2 separate regions of the Mus musculus genome follow, and region 2 is linked to region 1. A link is a loop called in an ENCODE intact Hi-C map of the cell type or tissue named here. Cell type or tissue: heart. All regions are shown on one strand.

The links. Peaks named below come from ENCODE experiments on the same cell type or tissue, not always from the same donor. Only the 100,000 strongest peaks of a DNase experiment are listed, where the experiment ranks them.
Region 2: it touches region 1 in a loop (4-fold over the local background); 2 of 42 quality-filtered maps call a loop at or near these places.

What each region holds. Positions count from the first base shown.
Region 1 is chr11:87,660,410-87,665,409 of GRCm38, reverse strand. It overlaps Rnf43 (ring finger protein 43), which reads right to left and starts at 2,323. Exons shown (of 10, transcript NM_172448.4): 1 at 2,188-2,323; 2 at 543-1,274. The coding sequence starts at 794. In heart, a CTCF peak has its summit at 2,907; a DNase peak (open chromatin) is centred at 2,819; H3K4me3 peaks cover 1,653 bases; H3K27me3 peaks cover 1,012 bases.
Region 2 is chr11:87,881,185-87,886,184 of GRCm38, reverse strand. No RefSeq gene overlaps it. Among named protein-coding and RNA genes, the nearest start is that of Olfr462, 6.2 kb to the left of the region's middle. In heart, a CTCF peak has its summit at 2,486 (motif pointing right); no DNase peak of the experiment used is centred here; H3K27me3 peaks cover 1,744 bases.

The DNA of each region.
Region 1 (5,000 bases):
TCCTCTCCATTTGGGGATTAGCAACAGGGAGCCACACGTGGTAGGAAGCCAGCCATAGCATTCAAGCTTGACCGAATTTTAAAAGTGACACAGTAATCAAATATGCTTCGGGGGCAGTCTAGAATTTCAGGGTGCCTCGATCATTAAAATTAACACTTACAATTTAACAGGATCTAAGCTATGTTCCTCAAGTCAATTAAATAAATACTTGTATTTTCATCTATCAAAATAGTGTTCCAAATATATTTGTAAAGAAAAGTTTTATTATGTATAATCCAAGAGATAATGCAACATAAGTTAAAATAAGCAAATTGCCTTCTAAAATACAGAATATATATATATACATACATATGTATATATATATTCAAATATAAAATAAGAATATGCCTTACACTACCAATAAAGCAATGTCTTCACAAAACGTGAATAAATGCAACACTAAGCAATGGAAGCCCTTGCATGGGTTTTTGCTTTGCCAAACTAAAAGAAGACCGGCATCTTTCAAGCAGACAGAAGGTAAAACAGAACCGCATTCTACTTGCCTGCATTAGCTTCCCTTCTGCTGGAGTCACTTCTGCAACACCAGCAAACACGCCTTCCAAAGTGAGGTTCAGTTTTCCTGTGGGGTCCATTTTCAAGGGGATCACTCTGATAACAGCTTTCTGTTCTGCTGATCTTTCGGACTCCACTGCCGCCGCCAGCACCCGTCCTGTGTGTCCGAAGCCTGCGTGCAGGGTTGCCATCAGCAGCCAGGGCCAGAGGACAGCCAGCTGCAGCTGGTGGCCACCACTCATGCTACCAGCTGCATCAATGCTCTTCGGCCATGCATACCGCTTCTACTACCAGCTCATCCCAAAGGCAGGTCCTCAATGCAGAAAACGAATGGGGAGAAGTGCTAGCCCTCCGTTTCAGAGAGCCAAGTCAGATTCTGGTCCTTCCTTTTTCTAACGTAGATTCCCAAGCACAGGGGGTATTCCTGATTGGGAGCAGAAGATGGCCTTTTCAGCCCACCTCTGGGGCAGGTATGTCCTTTTCTCCCATCGTCACTGCGAATACAGAAATGCCACCTCTTCTCTTTGGAATTTCCAAATGTGCTTTAGATACAAACATGGATTGGTATTATGTCAGATCACTTGCTGCTGGTCTTCCATATGTATCAGATTCCTGAGGCACTAAACCCGAGGCCGATGAAGAAAACAAGGTCAGTAAACGGCTAAAGCAGCGCATCGGAGGTGAGGGAGGAACTTCAGCTCAGAACACGAAGACATGCTGCCCTTTTTAAGCCAGAAAAAAATGTCAACCATAAATGGCTAAAGTCCATGAGGAGGTTTTCTTTTGAATAGGGGAAGAGTGGGAACTAATCAGGCCCCACCTGGAGGGATGTCTAATGATGCTGAAGCATATACTCTTAATTAAAATGTCCATGCTAAATTGTGTTTCAGCATAGTCCAGAGTTCTAGGCCTACTGAATTTATATACTTTTAAAGAACTACAATATATTATTTTGTGTGTGTGTGTTCCACCAAAAGTGCCTGTAAAATTAGGCACAAATTCATATATCTTTGACATACGACACAATTAATCTGAGTATCAAAATCTCTTCCAACTTCCCTTTTGAGATACTTGAAAAGTTTAGCTTTGCAATTATTTTCCCAGCTAAAATTCATATTTCTGTTTCCACTTTCCTTTCTCGTTTAGGGATCCCAGAGTTTATTCTCCAGTCTGAGAATGCCAAGCGCTTTGACTTTCCTCAGAATGCTGTGGAAACACATCCAGACTTTACAATCTGTAATCTTCTAGATTCAGGAGAAAAACAAAGGACTATTCCTAAGTTTTCAAATTCCTTGAGGGGGCGGAGAATAAAAGATAGGGGGGTAGAGAGGCTCTAAGTTGAGCGCCCTGAAAAAAATCAGGCTGAGGAGACCTGGGTTATTTCTATGTTCCTAGGAAACTTTGGACTCTTTATAAACATCAGATTTTTAAAATGCGCACCCTTAAGTAACTATAAATACACTTCACCCACAAAGTATGCTGCCTTTTGAAGTCATTTAAAAATCCTATAAAGTCTTCAGAGTAAGTGCTGAAAAGCCAAGCGTCTGAACGCAAACCTGTTCTATAGATTCTTTACTTTCGCTGAGACAGAGGGAGGGAGAAAACACGAAAGAATTTCAAAAGAAATCTGCAAACCTGTTGCGCTGTCGGGCCCACTGGAGTCCACGGCACGGGGATGAAACAAATTCAATTGTGCATTTATAAATCCTGCTTTAAAAAAAGACCTGAGCTGCTTAACCCAGTACGGCTCCGGCTTCCACCTTCTCACTCTGCAATCAGACCAAGTGCTCGCACTACAGGTAGGTGCTGAGAAATTCCGAAGCCCGAAAAAGTAATCCACGCAGATCAGGCAAAAACTTATTCCAAGACGAGAGCTACTGTCCTCCTCAAGAACTCTGGAAATGCTTAAAGATGAGCCAAAATCATCTCTAAAATCTAACAAAAGTCTTCTCCCTCCGCCTCTGTACGGAATATCTTGGAAGAGATGAGAAACGAAGCAGCAAATAGAACAGTCACTACCCAAATCACAGAATATCCCAGAGGGAGAAGACGGTATCCCTGAATCATGGACGGACTTGGAAGTTCAGGAGGAGGCAGGGTTGAAGTGCTTCCTTTCAAGAAAGACAATTCTGGATCAGCTCCCTACAGCAGGAAACCTGTGGTTTGTAATTGGTGTACCAGCTCTGACTTCTTCCCCTGGGACTGCAATCACGCTCTCTACCTGCTGACAAAGTGAGGGTGGAGCCGCTACACGCAAGCCGGCCCCTCCTCCTCTTGGTGCACGCACTCACTAATTTAACCAAAAGTCTTCTCTCGGTCTCTTTCTGTCTCTTGCTCTTTTACTCCCCCTAGTGAGCGACAGCCCAACTGCATGCAGTTCAATCAGTCCTTACCTTTCCCCACAGGAGATAAATCAGGGCCACCCAAATGTGTCTATTCTGTAAGCACTAGCACACTGACGGCGGTATGAGGAACGGAACAGAAAACAAAGACATCCAAAAGACAAAAGAACGGCGCAAAGTCTTGCAGTTACAAATTCAAATAGATCTCTATTCTTCCCATGTTTTAGTGTCTACAAATGGCACAAAGCCAGAATTGAGAGATCTTATACTGAGTACTTGTTGCTTATGTCTGCCACTGTGAATAAAGACTTCTGCATAGCTTTTCTTCAGTTCTTACTACGTTCAGTAGTTCTGCCTAAACTGCACCTGGATGGATCTCTCGAATCAGGTTGCTGTCAGAAGTCTGGAATCTGTTATTTCTCTCTTACTCTTTGGGTCAAACCTATTCTTCCAGTGTAAGACTCTAAGTTAGTCTGCATATAGAAGCTAAGCATTAAACCTATGCTTGGAGCTGGAGCAGTGGCTCAGTGGTTAAGAGCACTGGCTGCCTGTTCATCCAGAGGGCTGAAGTCTAGTTTTCAACATTTACATGGTGGCTCACAACCATCTACAACTCCATTTCCAGTGAATTCAACACCCTTGTCTGGCCTCCACAGGCACTGCAGACAAAACACCCATACACACAAGATGAATCTTTTCTTAAAAGTTAAATATGTCTAATAAAAACAGTATAGGTAAAGAGATTAAATTTAGCTAATTACTACCTTCATGCAATATAGTTCTTTGTAAATCTTCATATTTGAATACTGTAATATTTAAATTTTCAAATTATATTTGACATTTCTTTTTAAAATTGTATTTGATATGTATGGATGTTTTGTCTGCATGTATGTTTGTATACCATGTGTGTGAGAAGCCAGAAGAGGGTGTAAGGCTCTGTGGAGCTGCAGTTACAGATGTTTTAAGTCACGTGTGAATGCTGAGACTCAAACTCTGGAAGAGCAGTCAGTGACCTTAACCTGTGCCATCCCTCCAGCCCCATGGTCAGCATTCCATGGTTGAACTAGTAGAATTTTTCAAAATTCTATTCATAAACAACAATGTGGACATTCAACTCTGTTGAAATGTATACATTTTAAATGATTATGAAGAAGTTCTGTGTTTTAATTTAATATATAGATGAACCTGTTTGGGCATGTGTAAAAATGTGGATAATTAGCCAAGCATAGTGGCTCACAACTGTAATATTAGTAGTCACAAAACTGAATGAGAAGGACTGTTGTTAATTGGAGGCCTGTAGAGTGAGTTCCAAGTCAGTCAGTTATATCAGGACCCCCTGTCAAAAAAATGCCCTGTGGATAATTGCAATGGTAGGCTTGCTGTAAGGATTAAGTAATATAGTATCTCAGAAAGCATTAAGTTGCCCACTGATATTTTTCTATATAGGTTTTAGATGGTCTCAGAGTTTTATAGTTAATAACTAACCTGGGAGAGAGAAATTCTAATTTTTTTCTTCAAAAAGGGGGTAGGTGTCTTGTTTTTAGCCCAGGCTAGCCAAAAACTTCTGAAACTCCTGCTTAAACTTTCTAGGTGGGATTACAAGCATAGTCTATAGTGTTTAGCTCTGAAGTAAATTTGTTTGAATTTTTAAATGTATAATTCTCTGTGTGTGTGTATGAGAGAGAGAGAGAGAGAGCAAGAAGAGGAGAAGAAAGAGAGAGGTGGAGTGTGATGGGGGGTACGGGTGTGAAGATCAAAGGACAACTTTGTGCAGTTGGTTCTCTCCCTCCACCTTTACAGGAGTTCTGGGGTCCAATTCAGAGGTCATCAAGACTGCATGGGGCTTTACCTGCTGAGCTGTCTCACTAGCACAAATGTTTTGCTCTTAACCATGGCAATAGAGTGACATATCAAAATAATGAAAACTACATGTAATTATAGAACACTAGTACAAGTTAAATATCTTCAGGGTAAAGAGAAACAACAAAATAACTTCTAAGTAGACCGCACCTTTTCCTTCTTGAAACTCACAGAGTAATCAACTAATAGTTAATATACATATTTAGTTGAAAACTAAAAATATAAACTTATAAACTTGGTTGTTCT
Region 2 (5,000 bases), 220 kb before region 1:
TCAGTTCTGTTTTAAATTTTTTACTGTGGGTTCATAGGGGAGTTCCTGGTTCTGTTTTGGCAAATCCAAGGAAGAGAGACTATTCTACCCTTGATCAGGAGTCTCAATAACCGAGGTACCCCAAGGGGATACTTGTGGTGACATCCATGCCAGAATACCCAGTAGGCACCCAGAGGAAGAGCTGAGGGAGCTGGGAAGAAGGCAGAGACAAATGCAGGGGATCCCTTCCAATACTGCCTGCCCCGAAGGCAGCAAGAGGAGCATCCCTGGAGCAGCACCATCCAATGGCACCCTTCGAGGGAGGAGGACACCAGGGCAGTCAAAGACAAGGACTCCTGCCCTGGATGTGCTCCTGACAGACGCAGGGCACAACATAGGCAGGCCAGGATGTCCCATGCAAGTCAAAGGGGAGTCATTTTCTCTGGTGAATTCACAAGCAATAATAAAACTACAAAGTACTTCCTTGTCACCACACCCTGGCAATCCTCAATGATGTCAGATAAAATATTGCCTGGCTAATGTATGCACCTGCTATGTCTCTTCAAAACCCACTCTGTCTGTCTGTCTGTCTGCCCTCCTCTCTCTCTCTCTCTCTCTCTCTCTCTCTCTGTGTGTGTGTGTGTGTGTGTGTGTGTGTGTATCTGAGTGTTCTACTACAGAACATGTGTAATGCATGATACTAAGAGAACTGAGAAAGTCAGAAGAGAAATAAGAATTGGGTGGTCCAGGTGTCTCAGGGTGAGTATGGGGAGGGTTCTGCTCTCACTTGGCTTGCTCTGTCTTTGCAGCATCCGCTGCCTGGGTTGGTGTAGGAAGGTGGAAAAAGCAAGTTGGTACATCACTCCATCAGGCTGACAACGAAGCTCCGAAGACCAGGAGGTGGCTGCAACATGACTTCCTGGACCCCGCCTGGTCTCTAGATACTCAGATGGTATGATTTGACACAGAGCTGGGATTATCTCTGAAAGGTTGTGGGGTGACTTTATGTATTAGGCTAAACACCACTCCATGCCTCTCAGCAGACGCCAAATACCTTTAAATTTTGATTTTGTCACTCAGTGTGGTGGTCAGATATGTTTGAAGGCTTCGTGGAAATTAGACAAAGGTTCCGCCTCTATGGGACTGATGTAACTCAGAGAGACCAGAGAATACCACCCGGAGAGCAAAACGCAGGCTGGCTTGCAATCCCCACATCCTCTCCTGATTAAACTGTTAACTTTACTCTCTGACTCTGACATTCATGATTTTATGTGTTTTGAATTGCTAACATGCAAAAATGCACAACTGTGGGCCTTTTTCTTCTTTTCTATTTTATTTTATTATTTTTATTATTTAATTAATTTTTTACACTCCATATTTTATTCCCCCCATCCACCCTCCAACTGTTCCACATCCCATACCTCCTCCCAACCCCGCTGTCTCCATGTGGATGTCCCCACCCCCGCCCCACCTGACCTCTAAACTCCCTGGGGCCTCCAGTCTCTTAAGGGTTAGGTGCCTCATCTCTGAATGAACACAGACCTGAAAGTCCTCTACTGTATGTGTGTTGGGGGCCTCATATCAGCTAGTGTACCCTGCCTGTTTGATGGTCTAATGTTTGCGAGATCTCAGGGTCCAGATTAATTGAGACTGCTGGTGCTCCTATAGGATCACCCTTCTCCTCAGCTTCTTTCAGCCTTCCCTAATTCAACCACAGGGGTCAGCTGCTTCTGTCCACTGGTTGGGTGCAAATATCTGCATCTGATTCTTTCAGCTGCTTGTTGGGTCTTCCAGAGTGTGGTCATGACAGGTCCCTTTTTGTAAGCTCTCCATAGCCTCAGTGATAGAGTCAGGCCTTGGAACCTTCCCTTGAGCTGGATCTCACTTTGGGCCTGTCGCTGGACCTTCTTTTCCTCAATATCCTCTCCATTTCCATCCCTGTAATTCTTTCAGACAGGAACAATTATGGGTCAGAGATGTGACTGTGGGATGGCAACCCCATCCCTCACTTGATATCCTGTCTTCCTGCTGGAGGTGGGCTCTGTAATTTCCCTCTTCTACTGTCCTGCAGTTCATCTAAGGTCCCTTCCTTTGAGTCCTGAGAGTCTCTCACCTCCCAGGTTTCTGGTGCTTTATGGAGGGTCCCCCCAACCTTCTCTCTCCTGAGGTTGCCTGTTTCCATTCTTTCTGCTGCCCCTTAGGGCTTCAGTCCTTTTCCCTCACCCAATACCAGATCAGGTTCCCCTTCTTCCCCCTCTCCCCCTCCCCGGGGGGGGGCTTTTCTTATAGAGGAACTGTGTTGGTTGTATGTGTGCACTGGAATGTATGAGTATGCATGTGTGTGTGTGTGTGTGTGTGTGTGCATATGTATGGAGGCCAGATGTCAACCCTGGACATTTTTTTCTTAGACATGGTCAATCTTGCTTTAAATCTTTTTTTTTTTTAATTATTTTTAAATTGCGAATCTATTTGTGCATGTGTGTGCAGTACCTATTAAGGCCAGTAGAGGGCTCAAGAGCTCCCGGAGTTGGAGTTACAGGCGGTTGTGAATTGCCTTAGGAGCTTAGGATGCTTAGAAGCTCTCTCTCTTTGTTTTTGAGACAAGACAAGCGCTTTCATTAGGACTTGGGACTTGTTGATTAGGTTCAGTGGCCATTGTACCTCAGGGGTACTCCAGCCTCTCCCTCCCCAACACAGGGGTGCTGCCTCGCCTGGCTTAAAAAAAAAATGTGGGCCGGGCAATAGTGGCACACACTTTTAATCTCAGCACTTGGGAGACAGAGGCAGGCAGATCTCCAAGTTCCAGGACAGCCAGAGCAGCTAGGCATGGTGGGACACATTTTCAATCCCACCACTGATGAGGCAGAGGTAGATTTCTGTAAGTTCTATGCGGTAAGTTCTGGGACAGCCAGGGATTTTTTTTTTTAAGTGAGTGCCTGCACACATGCATGTGCATCGTGTGTGTCTGGTACCCACAACGGGCATCAGATTGCCTGGAGTTAGCATTACAGGTGTTTCTGTGCTTCCTAACTCTGACTTTGGCTTTGTGTGTGAGCAGCAAGTGCTCTTAGCTTAGGAGCCCTCTATCCAGACCTCCATGTCTGGTTTCTCAGGTGGTTTCCAGGGATAGAACTTGGGTCCTCCTGTTCAAGCAGCAAGCTCTCCCTCACCCTATGCTGGTCCTTTATTGAATACAAGTGAGCCCAGGGGACCTGAGGAGGATGCAGGCTTCCCTGTCAGATTCCCATCAACCCCTACTCTGGGGGCCTTCTTTCTCCACAAGCTCAACAGTCAGCCTAGCAATCCTCATCCAGGAGGCTGTATAGGGAATCCGTCTCTCCAGACCAGCTGCAGAGTTAGGACTGACCCTTCCTGCCTTTTGCTGACTTGATTAGCAGTTCAGAGAGATCAAGTTCTTGCTCAAAGCCACACAGGTGGGTCAAGCCATGACAGAAGTGGGAGTAGTGCTGGACTTCCAGCCAGCTCTCCAGAGCCCCAAGCTGCACTGTCAGACTTGGTGAGTAAAGGTGGGGAACTCAGAGCTGTCTTTTCAGAACACCACACACACACACACACACAGACACACACACAGACACACACACACACACACACACACACACACAGAGAGAGAGAGAGAGAGAGAGAGAGAGAGAGAGAGAGAGAGATATGCAGACAGATATACATATACAGACACACAGACACATACATAGACACATACACAGTTGCAGACAGACACACAAACAGACATATACAGACACACATATACAGACACATACATAGTCAAACACACACGCAGATGCAGACACACAGACACATACAAACACACACACACAGACACAGAAACTCAGAGATACATACAAACACACACAGAAACACAGTCACAGACATACAGGCACACAGAGAGACACACACAGAAACACACAGTGACACACTCACACACAGACACACCATCATACACACACAGTGGTGCACACAGACACATGCACACACAGTGACACACACAGAGAGACACACACACATCAGCCTCTGGCACAGTGTGCTGCCACTAAGGTTTAGGCAAGCTCCCTTTCCATGCACATCTCAGTGTTCTCAAAGTTACACCAGGACAAATGACCCCCTTTCCAAAGAAACCCTGGGAGCAAGGGTGGGTCTGCCAAGCCTGAGCCTTGCTGTGTCCCCTGTCTTAATGGGGCAGTTGGAGCAGAGCAGATAAAGAGATCCGATCAGGCCTGTGGCCAGCAGTTCCACCATGGCGGGTAGACAGTTCTTGTGAAAGTGATTGCAGAAGGATGAGGTTTCAGACTGCCCAGGGAGGAGGGGAGGGGAGGTCCTCCAGTGCTGCCGATTAAGAGTCCTGAGAAGGAAGCTGTCCTCATGGTCCATGGCCTGGTCTGCCACAGCATCCAGTGACCCACAGCAAGGCTGGTCCAGGGATGGCCCTTACCATAGGTACTGGGTCCTGACATGCACGGGCACAAATCCATCTCCTGACCCAACAGCAATGGCAGGCAAGGTCACAGCAAACACATCTGCTCCACAAATCCTACCAGGCCTGCCAGGCACACCTAGGTAGGAGGCTACTGTGGGCAAACGCCTTTTCTGTGTGGAACTTGAGAGAAGCGTATTGGATTCATAAGCACATGATGAATTTTGGAAAGAAACTGTGAGACTAAGAACCAGAGGGCCTAAGCCTGCCGAGTCTTGGAAGGATTCCCTGTGGATGAGTGAGACCTAGGAACTCAGTGGGAGTCAGCCAGGCGGAGACAAAGAGCCTTCAGGGCTTGCGACTTGTGTCTGTCTGAAAGACGGTAGACTTTGCTATGAAGCTGAAAGCCAGTGTGCTTAGGAAGCAGAGGAATAGGTTTACCCTGCAGGTGAGGCAGGAGCCAGGGTTCTGAGATGGAGGGAGGGAAGCAGGCAGCCCAAGCAAGCAACTGAGGAGCTGAATGGTCAGGGCTCCACATCCCAAGCACTCCTAGAAGCCTTGTCACCCCAAAATAATAATCTCTTCCTCACCCCCT